Regions from separate parts of the Mus musculus genome. Here region 1 is linked to region 2. Evidence: chromatin loops called from intact Hi-C (ENCODE). Cell type or tissue: left cerebral cortex. All regions are shown on one strand. Links, peaks and the distances in the headings refer to the core of each region. The heading gives the core; the rest is flanking DNA.

What was found. Peaks named below come from ENCODE experiments on the same cell type or tissue, not always from the same donor. Only the 100,000 strongest peaks of a DNase experiment are listed, where the experiment ranks them.
Region 1: it touches region 2 in a loop (5-fold over the local background); 38 of 42 quality-filtered maps call a loop at or near these places.

The regions. Positions count from the first base shown.
Region 1 is chr1:39,008,481-39,014,149 of GRCm38, forward strand. No RefSeq gene overlaps it. Among named protein-coding and RNA genes, the nearest start is that of Gm35222, 16 kb to the right of the region's middle. In left cerebral cortex, for the core only: a CTCF peak has its summit at 2,398 (motif pointing right); DNase peaks (open chromatin) are centred at 2,408, 4,322 and 5,163; H3K27ac peaks cover 1,013 bases.
Region 2 is chr1:39,337,825-39,343,493 of GRCm38, forward strand. It overlaps Npas2 (neuronal PAS domain protein 2), which reads left to right. Exons shown (of 21, transcript NM_008719.2): 16 at 229-375. Among named protein-coding and RNA genes, the nearest start is that of Rpl31, 27 kb to the right of the region's middle. In left cerebral cortex, for the core only: a CTCF peak has its summit at 3,038 (motif pointing left); DNase peaks (open chromatin) are centred at 1,165, 1,846, 2,213, 2,586 and 1 more place; H3K27ac peaks cover 1,856 bases.

The DNA of each region.
Region 1 (5,669 bases), core at 214-5,213, 330 kb before region 2:
ATTAATTTATAAAATCTAAGAATCAATAAGACTGGCTTAATTCACTTAATACAGCTATCTCCAACAGTGTCTGTTTTCCTATAAACAATAAAACATGGTTAACCTTTTTACTGGCTAGTTTTGTGTCAACTTGACACAGCTGGAGTTATCACAGAGAAAGGAGCATCAGTTGGGGAAATGCTTCCACTAGATCCAGGTGTAAGGCATTTTCTCAATTAGTGATCAAGGGGGAAAGGCCCCTTGTGGGTGGTGACATCCCTGGGCTGGTAGTCTTGGGTTCTATAAGAGAGCAGGCTGAGCAAGCCAGGGGAAGCAAGCCAGTAAGTAACATCCCTCCATGGCCTCTGCATCAGCTCCTGCTTCCTGATCTGCTTGAGTTCCAGTCCTGACTTCCTTTGGTGATGAAAAGCAATTTAGAAGTGTAAGCTAAATAAACCCTTTCCTCCCCAACTTGCTTCTTGGTCATGATGTTTTGTGCAGGAGTACAAACCCTGACTAAGACAATACCTCTATCCACATGATCCAGGCAATGGCCTACCATTGAGGCAAGGAGATCATTTCTTGTAGCAGATCCTTTGCCCACTGATATCTCTCAGCCACTCATAGGTCGAGACTGTGCCATCTCTCAGGAGGCAACAGTGATGGTTTCTACATGAATTTCATGGGGATTAATGGAAGTTTAAGTCAAGTGTCTTAGTTGGAGTTTCTATTGCAGTTGTCACTGGGATAGACTGACTTGGAGGCCTTTGGGTAAATATCTAGGAATAGAAGGTATGGCTAGGTCATATCTTGGGTCTATATAGGTTTCTGAGAAACCTGCCTACTATAGAATGGCACTACTATAAGCTGCCATAGGGGCAGGACATGTTTACATTCTTGCCCGTAGTGTATAGTGTATAAGGTTCTTAGGGTTTTATTGCAATGAAGAGACACCATGACCACAGCAACTCTCACAAAGGAAAACGTTTTATGGCAGCTGGCTTACACTTCAGAGGTTTAGTCCATTATTATCATGGCAGGGAGCATGGTTCCATGCAGTCAGACATGGTGCAGGAAAGGTAGTTAAGAGTTCTACATCTGATCTGCAGGCAGCAGGAAGAGAGAGTGACACTGGACTTGGCTTGAGCATCTGAAACCTCAAAGCCCAGCCACCAGTGGCATTTCCTCCAGTAAGGCCATACCCACTCCCACAAGGCCACACCTCCTAACCATGTCAAATAATGCCACTCCCTGTGAGTCTATGGTGGCCATTTCCATTCAAACCACCACAGCTGTCTTTCACGGCACGAGCATCTGTGGTTACTTGCTTTTTAATGACTGGCACTCTGACTGGGGGGAGCTAGAATCTCAATGTAATTCTGCTTTACATTTTTCTGATGCTTAGTGAGCCTCCAGGTTGTAAAAAACATTGTTATCCATCATTTGTATTTTATCATTTGGAAACTGCTTACTGAACTTGATAATCTATCAGCTGAGCTGTTTGGCTCTTTAGGTTTTTCTCGAGTTCTTTATATGGTTTAGATGCTAATCCTGTCATGTTCAACTAGCTAGGTTTTCTCTGATCCTGCAGGCTGTCTCTTTATTCTGTAACCACTTTCTTAGAATTTATTCCAAGAAGTGGTTTACAGGGTAAGAGGTAAATGCATGCTGCATGTACTATTTTTATATCTAATACTGAAGTTTCCTCTGAAAACATACCTAACATTAACACTTTCACAGATACTTTGAGTGCCATTAAACATCACAGATCTTTAATTTCTTGCTCATTTTTTTTTGTATGTTTGTTTTTTGTTTTTGAGACAGGGTTTCTCTATATAGCCCTGGCTGTCCTGGAACTCACTCTTTAGACCAGGCTGGCCTCGAACTCAGAAATCTGCCTAGCTCTGCCTCCCAAGTGCTGGGATTAAAGGCGTGCACCACCACCACCCGGCCTGCTCAATTTTATTTTAACTGTCATACATTGGTAATTTATGGCTCCCCCCGCCCCCTTTTGGCAAGGTACAAGGTGTTGAAGATAAAACCCAGGGACTTGATTGTTTAGATAAAAGCTCTACTGTTGAGGTCTGCCCCTGAGACAGGGGCAATAGAGGTAGCTCCATGCAACAGGGACAGTTTCCATGGCTCAGCTACCCTTCTGCAACGTGACATGGAAGCCATGATTTCCTGTGGGCTTCCTGCCGCGGAGCTGCGGAGCAGTGTGAGTGCTATACTGACCCTGATGAGAGCAGTGAGCGCTGCTAGCCTGCAAGCCACAGAGGGCAAACACCGACCGACCATTTGCCACCCAGGTGCTCTTGCATCCTAGGTTCCTGGACCAGAGCTGGTTTGCTTTGCCTTTGCTGTAGTAGGAACTACACTTTCCTGCTAATCCTGTTGGAGCAAAGTGGAAAGAAGTCACCACTAGGTGTCACAACGAGTCAAGTTAAAGCCTAGTTGTGGCGAATAGTTAAAGGCATTTAGTGTGTTCAGCTCCATCTTTTATCAAGCACCTGTTGAGCATCCGCTGGTCCTAGGGAGCTCGTCCAGGCCGGGCCTCCTGGCTTGGTTAAGGAAAACTCAGTACCGGGTAGAGAGGGAACTCGGGTTGATGGAGGAGGCAGAAGACTTTTCTTGAGGGAGATGCCTTTTGCAGTGTGTGTGAAGGATCAGGACAGTGGGACATTTGTTCTTCTTCCCAGGAAAGCACCCTGAAATCTGGCCTAGCGCTGGCTCTTGCCCCAGGTTGAATTTTTCCAACATGGAAGGGAACTTTGGTGGGAGTGGTGTGGGGGTCAGGGGGTCAGGGAGCTGTGTTGATGGCTTGTTCTTAGCCCAGACTGGTGGTGCAGGCCTGTAATCCTAGGCATTTTCGAAGCTGAGGCAGGAGGATCTCAAATTCAAGGACGGTCTGGGATTCAGAGTATGTTCAAGAACAACATACTGATACTCCATCTCAAGATAATGACGATGATGATGTTGACAATGACAATTGTGATGACAGAGGCTTGGAGATGTGCCTCACTGCTAAAACCTCTTGCCCCATAAGCATGAAGCCTTAGGCTCAATCCCCTGCACTAAAAAAAAAAAGAAAAAGAAAAAAAAAGTCATTCTTTACCTATTTTATTAAGATACTGCTTTGTTTTTTGCTTTGTTTCTTTCTTCAACACAATCAAGAGAATCTCTCTGAGACACAACTATAGCTCAATCTCATGCAGCCCCTCTTTCTGTGAGATTCCCTTCACAGGCGATCCTGCATTGGCTGACTAACCACCACAGGCCTCTTTGTTGAGTGTCTGAAATATCTTGTAATAGTAGAATAAATCCAATGCTAGTGGCTTAAAACAAGAGGAAAAACAAAAACAACAACAACAAAATAAAACAAGCCAAAAAAACAAAAACAAAAAAAAACAAAAACAAAAAACAAAAAACACACCAGGCCTTGTTAGTCCTTTTAATTTATATTCCTTATATTGAAATTCAGCACAAAAACTGAATTGAATATCCCAAATGTTTATGAAAATAGTATTTATTTTCCTAAATCTATTGTTTGCTGGTGGGATTTTGGAGCCTTCTGAATGAAATTCTCCTAAATAATAATATTATTTTTTTAAAAAATTTTCTGGTTGCTGGTCTCCTGGGCAATTAAGTGTTCTCTCTGCTGCCCCCCACCTGCCCCATGCTAACACCCCACATCCCCCTCTCTCCAGGATCTTTATCCCAGGATAGCCTTGAACTCAGTATCTTGGCAAGGATGACCTCGAGTGTCTTGCTCCCACCTTCCTAGCGCTATAGTTACAGGAATGTGGGAGCACAATTATTTTAGTAGTTTTTACAGGAATAACGTTGGACTCTGAGAACATAGCATTTGAAAGAAAAGTTTTCCCCATCTGCTGAGGACCAATCACTAGGTTACAAGGACAACGTGGGACATTGAGAGTTTTAGGGTTGGGGTGGGGCAGGAGATAGGAGATCTCTAGGGCTGGGGGACACTGAGATAGAAAAAGTATAAAGAAAGGGACAACAGTTTGAGGTTCCTCAAGCTGCAGGTGTCTAGCCTTGGTATCACCTACTGTGTGCCCCTTGAACCAGTCTTGCAACATCTTCCACTAATGTGTGGTACCTGTGCTGTCAGGCAGACGTGCACATGCGCACTCACTCGCTCATGCACACACAGGTGTGATCCATTGGGCCACTGTTCCCATCTCCACCCTGCATCTCCACCACCAGAAGAAACCTGTTTGAAGGCTGTGGGTAGTGAGCTTGGCAGGAGCCGGGGGCGGGGAGCAGCATCAAGAGAGGCTTTTCCTGTACCCTTTCCCTCACAGCTTTGGATATATTCCATCATCTCCCACGCACATTGCTCATAACACGTTAGTCACCATAATCTTAATCTACTGAACAATAACATTCTGTGCTCCTCATAGCGCCCCGGAAAGTGATTTCGTGGCTGTCATGACACTTAACACAGCGTCGCCACACTTACTTTGGAGAAGTTAAGCTGCTCGTGGGGTTTTAGTAGCAGAAGTTTAAAGCACAAAATTACCTGAATTGACTCACACAAATGGCAAACAGTTTTTCACAGTGAGTTTAATTATTTCTTTGCTTCCTTTCCTCTGCTTGGAATATTTGCCTCCTATTTGATCATTAAAGTATGCCTGCTCTGAGGTTACCTGCCTTGTACCCATCTCTGTCTCATATGCTTAGGATCATGAGGAAGGTGTTTGGATTCAAGCTCTGCCCTTGCCCTTCATTATTAATGAAATATGGAGATGATGCATCCATAAAGGTAGCATGATGGTTTGAGATGGTTCACGACAGGCGAGCCATACCAACTCTCTGATCAAAATCTGCACTGTATGTAAGTTCACCAATAAACATCTGCAATTAGCCAGGCCCCAGCCAATCAGAAGTTGCATCATTTGGGTCTCCACCAAGCAGAGCCTCAATACACAGATTTCCACCAATGGGATTGGTTCGTCCTGAGGCAGGAGTCGCAGGTGGAAGCAAAATGACCACACAAGACTTCCCTGACTCAAAACTCCTGCCTAGCACTTGGCAGTAAAACCCTCCACTGGCCTCTCCTCATCTCCACGACAGGCTCTGGGGCTGAGAATCTCTGCCTGTCACCATTGCCGTTCTGCATCTTGGTAATCTGATTTTATGTTTTGAGTAACAGTGGCCACACTCTAAATTTGCTTGTCTCTTCAGAAGCCTCCTAAGTTCATGAATAAGCAATAAACATCAGAATTATCCTGGCCAAACTTGGAGTTCCAGTCATCACAAAACACATCCAGCAGGAAAGATGCATAGCTCGGTGGTAAAGGGTGCATACTGAAGACCCCGTGTTCTTACACAGACACACACATACAGACACACAGGCACACACACACACACACACACACATGTGCATACACACACATGCACACCACACATATGCACACACACACACACACACACACACACACTTTCATGCTGTTTGGGCAGAATGAACCTGGGTGTGTCTGTGTGCATCACCAGCAGCCTCTAATACTAGTGGTTCTTTGAGCACCAGCTGCTCTACCATCCCTCTTTACCATGGCAACATTTCTGGAGAATCGCTGCTGTGGGAGGACTTGATTCTTCTGGTTGCCGTAGGCTGACTCTGAGCCTCCCAAGCCCCAGAGACTACCAACCATGTATGCTTGGTCCTT
Region 2 (5,669 bases), core at 373-5,372:
CCAGGTTCCGATTTAGGGTGACAGAGGGGCTTGCTGTCATCATTAGCACAAGGAACGCTGGCTAGACACCTTGTCACTTCAGAGCCGAACAGTCGTTTTCTCAGAGATCCTGAGAACAGCGACCAAGGGACAGGAAAGAAGTATTTAAGACTGATCTGAATGCTGGCAAAGGTGGTCTCAGGCTGAAATAACTCTTTGATTTGAATTTTTTTTTACTTCCTTTTGAAGTTTTCAGCACAATTCAGCATGTTCCAGACCATTAAAGACCAACTGGAGCAGAGGACACGGATCCTGCAGGCCAACATTCGGTGGCAGCAGGAAGAGCTTCATAAGATCCAGGAACAACTCTGCCTGGTCCAGGACTCCAACGTCCAGGTAATGTGCCTGTGCAGACTGGCCTCTGTTCTCCTTAGCATTCACTCCTGTTCAGTCAGGACTTTACCCTCAAGTCCCTAGGTATTGCCTCACAGAACCCAGTGTGCTTAGGAAGTATGCAGACCTAAAGTCTGCCTTGAGAGCCCTAAGCATTTGCAGCCACCCTAGGCAAGACAGAAGGAGCAGAAAGGACACTTCAAGAAAATCACCACAGGACTATCCCTGCCCATCCCCCTATGACACTGACTCGTTAGCATCCACTGGCAGCACCTATGAGAGAAGAACAATGCTGCAAACTAAGAAGCTGTTTCATGACAAGAGTTACATTATGACCGTGTGGTTTCCTTGGATGACCCCAGAGCCCTCTCTCCGGAGGTCTGCTCAGCTCTGCTGGGACGCACAGGGGACATCAGTTCTGCCTTCTGATCCTGTCCTTCCTGCCCCTGCATAGCACACTTACTAGATGGGACACCCAATGCATACCCAGGCAGAAGCCCGGGCATCCCTTTTTGTATTCCTGTAAGAATTACTCAGCAAACTACACAAAAGTCCTTCTTCGCTTTCCCTGCTGCGGTGACTCCCCAGTGTGGACACTGGAAGACGCCTAGCAGTCGCATGAATTTAAAAGCATGGCTGCCAAAATGTCGAATTCACAAAACGCCACTTGTTACCACTCTTCCCAGAGTGCGATATGTTTTTCCTCACAGATCCGTAACCCAGTCAGTAGCTTTGAACTTGTCTCGTTTTGATTACTTTAATGGGGTTTTATACTGACGGGAAGGGGGTGAGGAATTGAAGCAGAAAGTGCTAAAAAGCAAGGTGGGCGTCTGAACACCCTCCAGAGTGCTGGAGCTTTCTGCTTCCTGCCTGCGCCACCTCAGAGCGAGATTTTAAAATAACAGGCAATAATGTTATTGCTTTTGCTCCCAGTTGTAAAGGGTGTGATGTGTCCCCATCAGGGGTACATTTTGTGAACCCCCAACACATAGATTATGCTGAAGTACATATATATGTATCTGAGTCCGTCAAACAGCCATGAAAACACAGCCCTCCTGTGCATGCCTTCCCTGTGGAAATCAAGTGTTCTACTGCACCCCACACACACCCTGTACATACCAGGCCCTACAGTTTGTGCGTCTCTGTGGCGAAGTAGGGCCTTCAGTCTGCACACCTCCCTAAGAAGCCAGGCTCTCAGGTGCTCATGTTCCTATGCAATGTAAAATCTCCATTGCACACAGCCCCGTGTGGGAGCCAAGCCCCCCACCCGCCCCCAGTGCACACCTCCCTTGCAGAATCTATGTCCCAGTGTGTGCTAGTGAGTTCTTTTAGAATTAGGCTGCGAGGAAGTTCTCTGAGATGTTTGATGTTTGCTCTGGGGCAAAGGTGAAAGGTGCACAGGAGCCAAGCTGAGCTGAGGCACTACAGTCGAGAGAAAGTGGCCTCCTTAGCCTACAGCTTCTGCATGGAAACCACGCCCTCAGTGTGTACATCTCCCCAGTGGATTCTAAGTCCTCATTGTACAGCTGCCTATAGATGCTACACCCTCGGCATACAGCTCCCTGTGCATGCCAAGCTGTTGGATGCACAGCTCCCAGTGGAAGCTAAACCCCCTGGTGCACAGCTCCCCTGTGAATGCTAACCCCCACCCCATCCCACCCCCATGACTACCTGCCCTGTGGATGCTTAACCCCCTGGTGCATAGCTCCCCTACAGATGCTAAACACACACACACACATGAATACCTGCCCTGTGGGTGCTAACCCCCCTGGTGCACAGCTCCCCTGTAGATGCCAAGCCTTATCTGTGTTTATTCCTCTGCACTTATCTTCAAAGTGGAATTTTCCAAAAAGAACACGGAGATCCACAGACAATCAAACCAGAGAACGTCTCCTCCCCGAAGCCTGGCTTCTTGTTTTTCACAAGACTTAAATACATCCTAAAAACTCCTACCAAAATGTGATCCTTGAAAAAAGAAAAAAAAACTGATTCAACTGTAAAAATTTAAGCAAGTGGAAATTATTCTAGCCTCCCCAGCCTTTCCCCAGCCCCCCACACCCCCTAATCCCCCTTCCCCATCCTTACTTCTGCACACACACCACCAGAGAGGAAAGACAAGAGATAAGGATGACACATTGGCAGTTTGCCGAAGCCGGGCAATGATGCCGTATTGTACCGACTTTTTTGTAGTGTCTCCATATTAGTGATTTCTGTGTGTCCTGTAATGACACCAATGAGGTGTAAAGTCTGCAGGTGTGAATAGTGGAAAAGTATATTTAAGTGGGATCTATTTGTTCTAGCATACGTTTCTTACTTGTTTTGAGGGACTGTCTTGTTTTCTGTTTGCGTGTTTTCTATAACCTTTTGAGGTCGGCTTTTGAGAAATCCAAGAAATTCTTCGCTGTTGGTAAAACGGAGGCACAGACATGTATGCCCAGATGCAAACCAGGATTCCCTACCCAGCCAGGGTCGTTTACTGCAGTTCAGTGGGCTTACTTCATTGGTTCAGAACTGAAGTGTGCGCTAGTGCAGTCTTTTAAAATTAGGTTAGGAGGAAGTTCTCTGGGATATTTGATGTTTGCTCCCAGGTGAAGGTGTGCTGAGGTCCTCCCGGTCACGAGAGAGTGGCCTCGTGCTTTTTTGAGCACGTGTGCCCTCTGCTGGTTATTCAAATGAATGCCTATAAGGACACCTGCAGCCGTAGTAAGTAACATGTTCCTTGATTGGCTCTTTGAGACAGCCATCATTCTAGCCTAGCAGCCAGCCAGCCAGCTGTCCAGATATGTATGTCTCACTCGTTGGAGCACTGGGAGAGGAGGAGGATAAAGACAACAGGTTTTTTATTCCTTAGAGGCCACACACAGTTGGGACAGCATAACATATCAAACCATTAGCTCCATGACAAGAGCAGAGACAGTTTGAGCAAGAAGTTTCATTCTTTTGTTTGTTTGTCTGAGTGTTTTTCCATTCACTCCTTTAGCAGATCTCTGTACCCACAGTCAAAAGGGGAAGATCTCTTTCTCTCACTTTAAGAATAATGCCACAATGTAGCGCTCCTTCCACATTTGTTTCACCTTACCTACTTAACATGTGCTGACTTCATGACTCTTTCCTGGACAGTTTTATGTTGATTTGACACAAGCAAAAGCCATCTGAAAAAAGGGAACCTCAGTTGAGAAGATGCCTCCATAAGATCAGGCTGTAGGCAAGCCCTTCTTAATTAGTGATTGATGGAGGAGGGCTCAGCCCCTTGTAGTTGAGGCTACTCCAAGGCTGGAAGCCCTGGGTTCTCAAGGAACACAGGCTGGGCACACCATGAGGAGCAAGCCAGTAAGCAGCACCACTCCGTGGCCACTATAGCTCCTGCCTCCTATTCTGTCTGAGTTCCTGTCCTGACTTCCTTCGTTGATGAACAGTGACGTGGAAGCATAAGCCAGATAAACTCTTAATCCCAGCTTGCAGTTGGCCGTGGTGTTTCATCACAGCAATGCTATGGGGTAGCAGGATGTGGGTACTGCTGTGACGGAGCTGAGCGTGCGGTTTTGGAAGGATCGTGGAAGGACTTTGGGATTTGGGATTAGAAAAGTCATTGAGTCTTCAAAGCTTGATGGGCTATTCTGCGGGAGCTTCCGAGGTGAGAATGTTGAGAGACGTGCAGGGGGAGAGGCCTGACTTGTGAGGTTTCTGGGAGAAGCAAGGACTCTACAGGGCCTTTTGAGTGGAGAGTCTGTGGTGTCCCGTCAGCTGGAGCTGAAAACTTGGCTGTGATTAACAAGAGGCCAGAAACAGTAAAGTGAAAACTTTGTTGCTGGAATGCTGGATGCTGGTCAGCTGGGACTGAGAAATTGGCAGTGATTAGGAAGAGAGCAGCAGCAGTGAGGTGAAATCCTCTGGGAAGTGTTTCCTGAGTCTCTCTCTCTCTCTCTCTCTCTCTCTCTCTCTCTCTCTCTCTCTCTCTCTCTCTCTCTCTCTCACATACACACACATACACACACATATACACACATACACATACACACACACATGCACACACAAGCTTGTTCCAGAGGTGGCCAAGGTTGTACCTTACACAGTCAGCTAAACTTGGTAGTTTAAGAGTCACCCAGCTGATACTGGTTTTAAAGGCATGAGGGGTCATCGTGAGCAGCTGAGGCTTGCCACTGTGAGAAGCCAGGAGAAGCCATTGGTGAAGGTACAGCCTCCATAGCAGATGAAGGCCCAGGATAGAAGGGGGTCATGCAGAGAACTCGAGGCTTGGCACCATGAAGCAAGCCTATGAGAGGCCATGGTGAAAGTGCAGCCTCAGTAGCAGTTTAAGGCTTAGGGTGAAAGGGCTCGTGTAGGGAAGTTAAGGCTTGCTCTGGGCCATGGTGTATTATCGCAGCAATAGTAACCATAACTAGCACAGTCAATATTATAAGAATGGGGAAACCAAATCACTGGGAAAGTTATCAATATTGACCAAGATTATTCTCAGTGGTGGGACTGCATGCAGAACTCAGTGCGTCTTCTTTGAGGCAAACTATAATGCCTGCCACAATGAATCTTGCATTAATTTGACCCTTGGTCAGCAAGCAAGCTATATCCTGCCCAAAGGAATATAGCAATTGGCTTGAACATGAGTTTTTGCCGAAGCTGAGAGATCCTGTTTAACCCACATACTGTTCCGAAAGCTTACGCTAAGGGACAGCTGGAGTCATATAAAACACTGTCCCTCGAGGGTGCGGGTACTGAATCTGAGATGTGGGAAACCCAGAAATTCTTCTTGCTAGGCTTCTTCCCACACTCCTGTAACCTGAGCATTTGGGATGCAGATCTCTGGGAGTTCAAAGCCAGCCTGATCGACATAGGGCTACATAGTAGGACTCTGTCTCGGTGTTTTCCAATGGGGTCTTAGGTGGCTCCGGGGAGTTGGTCAGGGCCCACAGGTTGAGAACCACTGCTTTAAAATAATCAAGAGCCTTCATTTCACAGCTGTAGGTTTCTGGGTTAGGATGAGGTATGAAAGATTGTTGGAGAGGATGAGACATCCGGTCCAAACCCTGAAACACAGCACCACCCCCACCACCACCCCCTACCACCACCCCCACCCCCGCTGACCTTGGCATCATTGGCTTGTGGCTCAGGTTCATCTATGAATGGAACATGGGGTGAGCTGGCCTCTGGGTGCTCCTCACAGTATGTGCAGAGTGCAGGTTCATCCCTGCCTCCCCACATCTCCTGTGGCGTTCAGGGAACATGAGCCTGCTGCCCTCAGGTGGGCACATGGTTGTGCTGCCCTGGTTAGAAACTGTAAC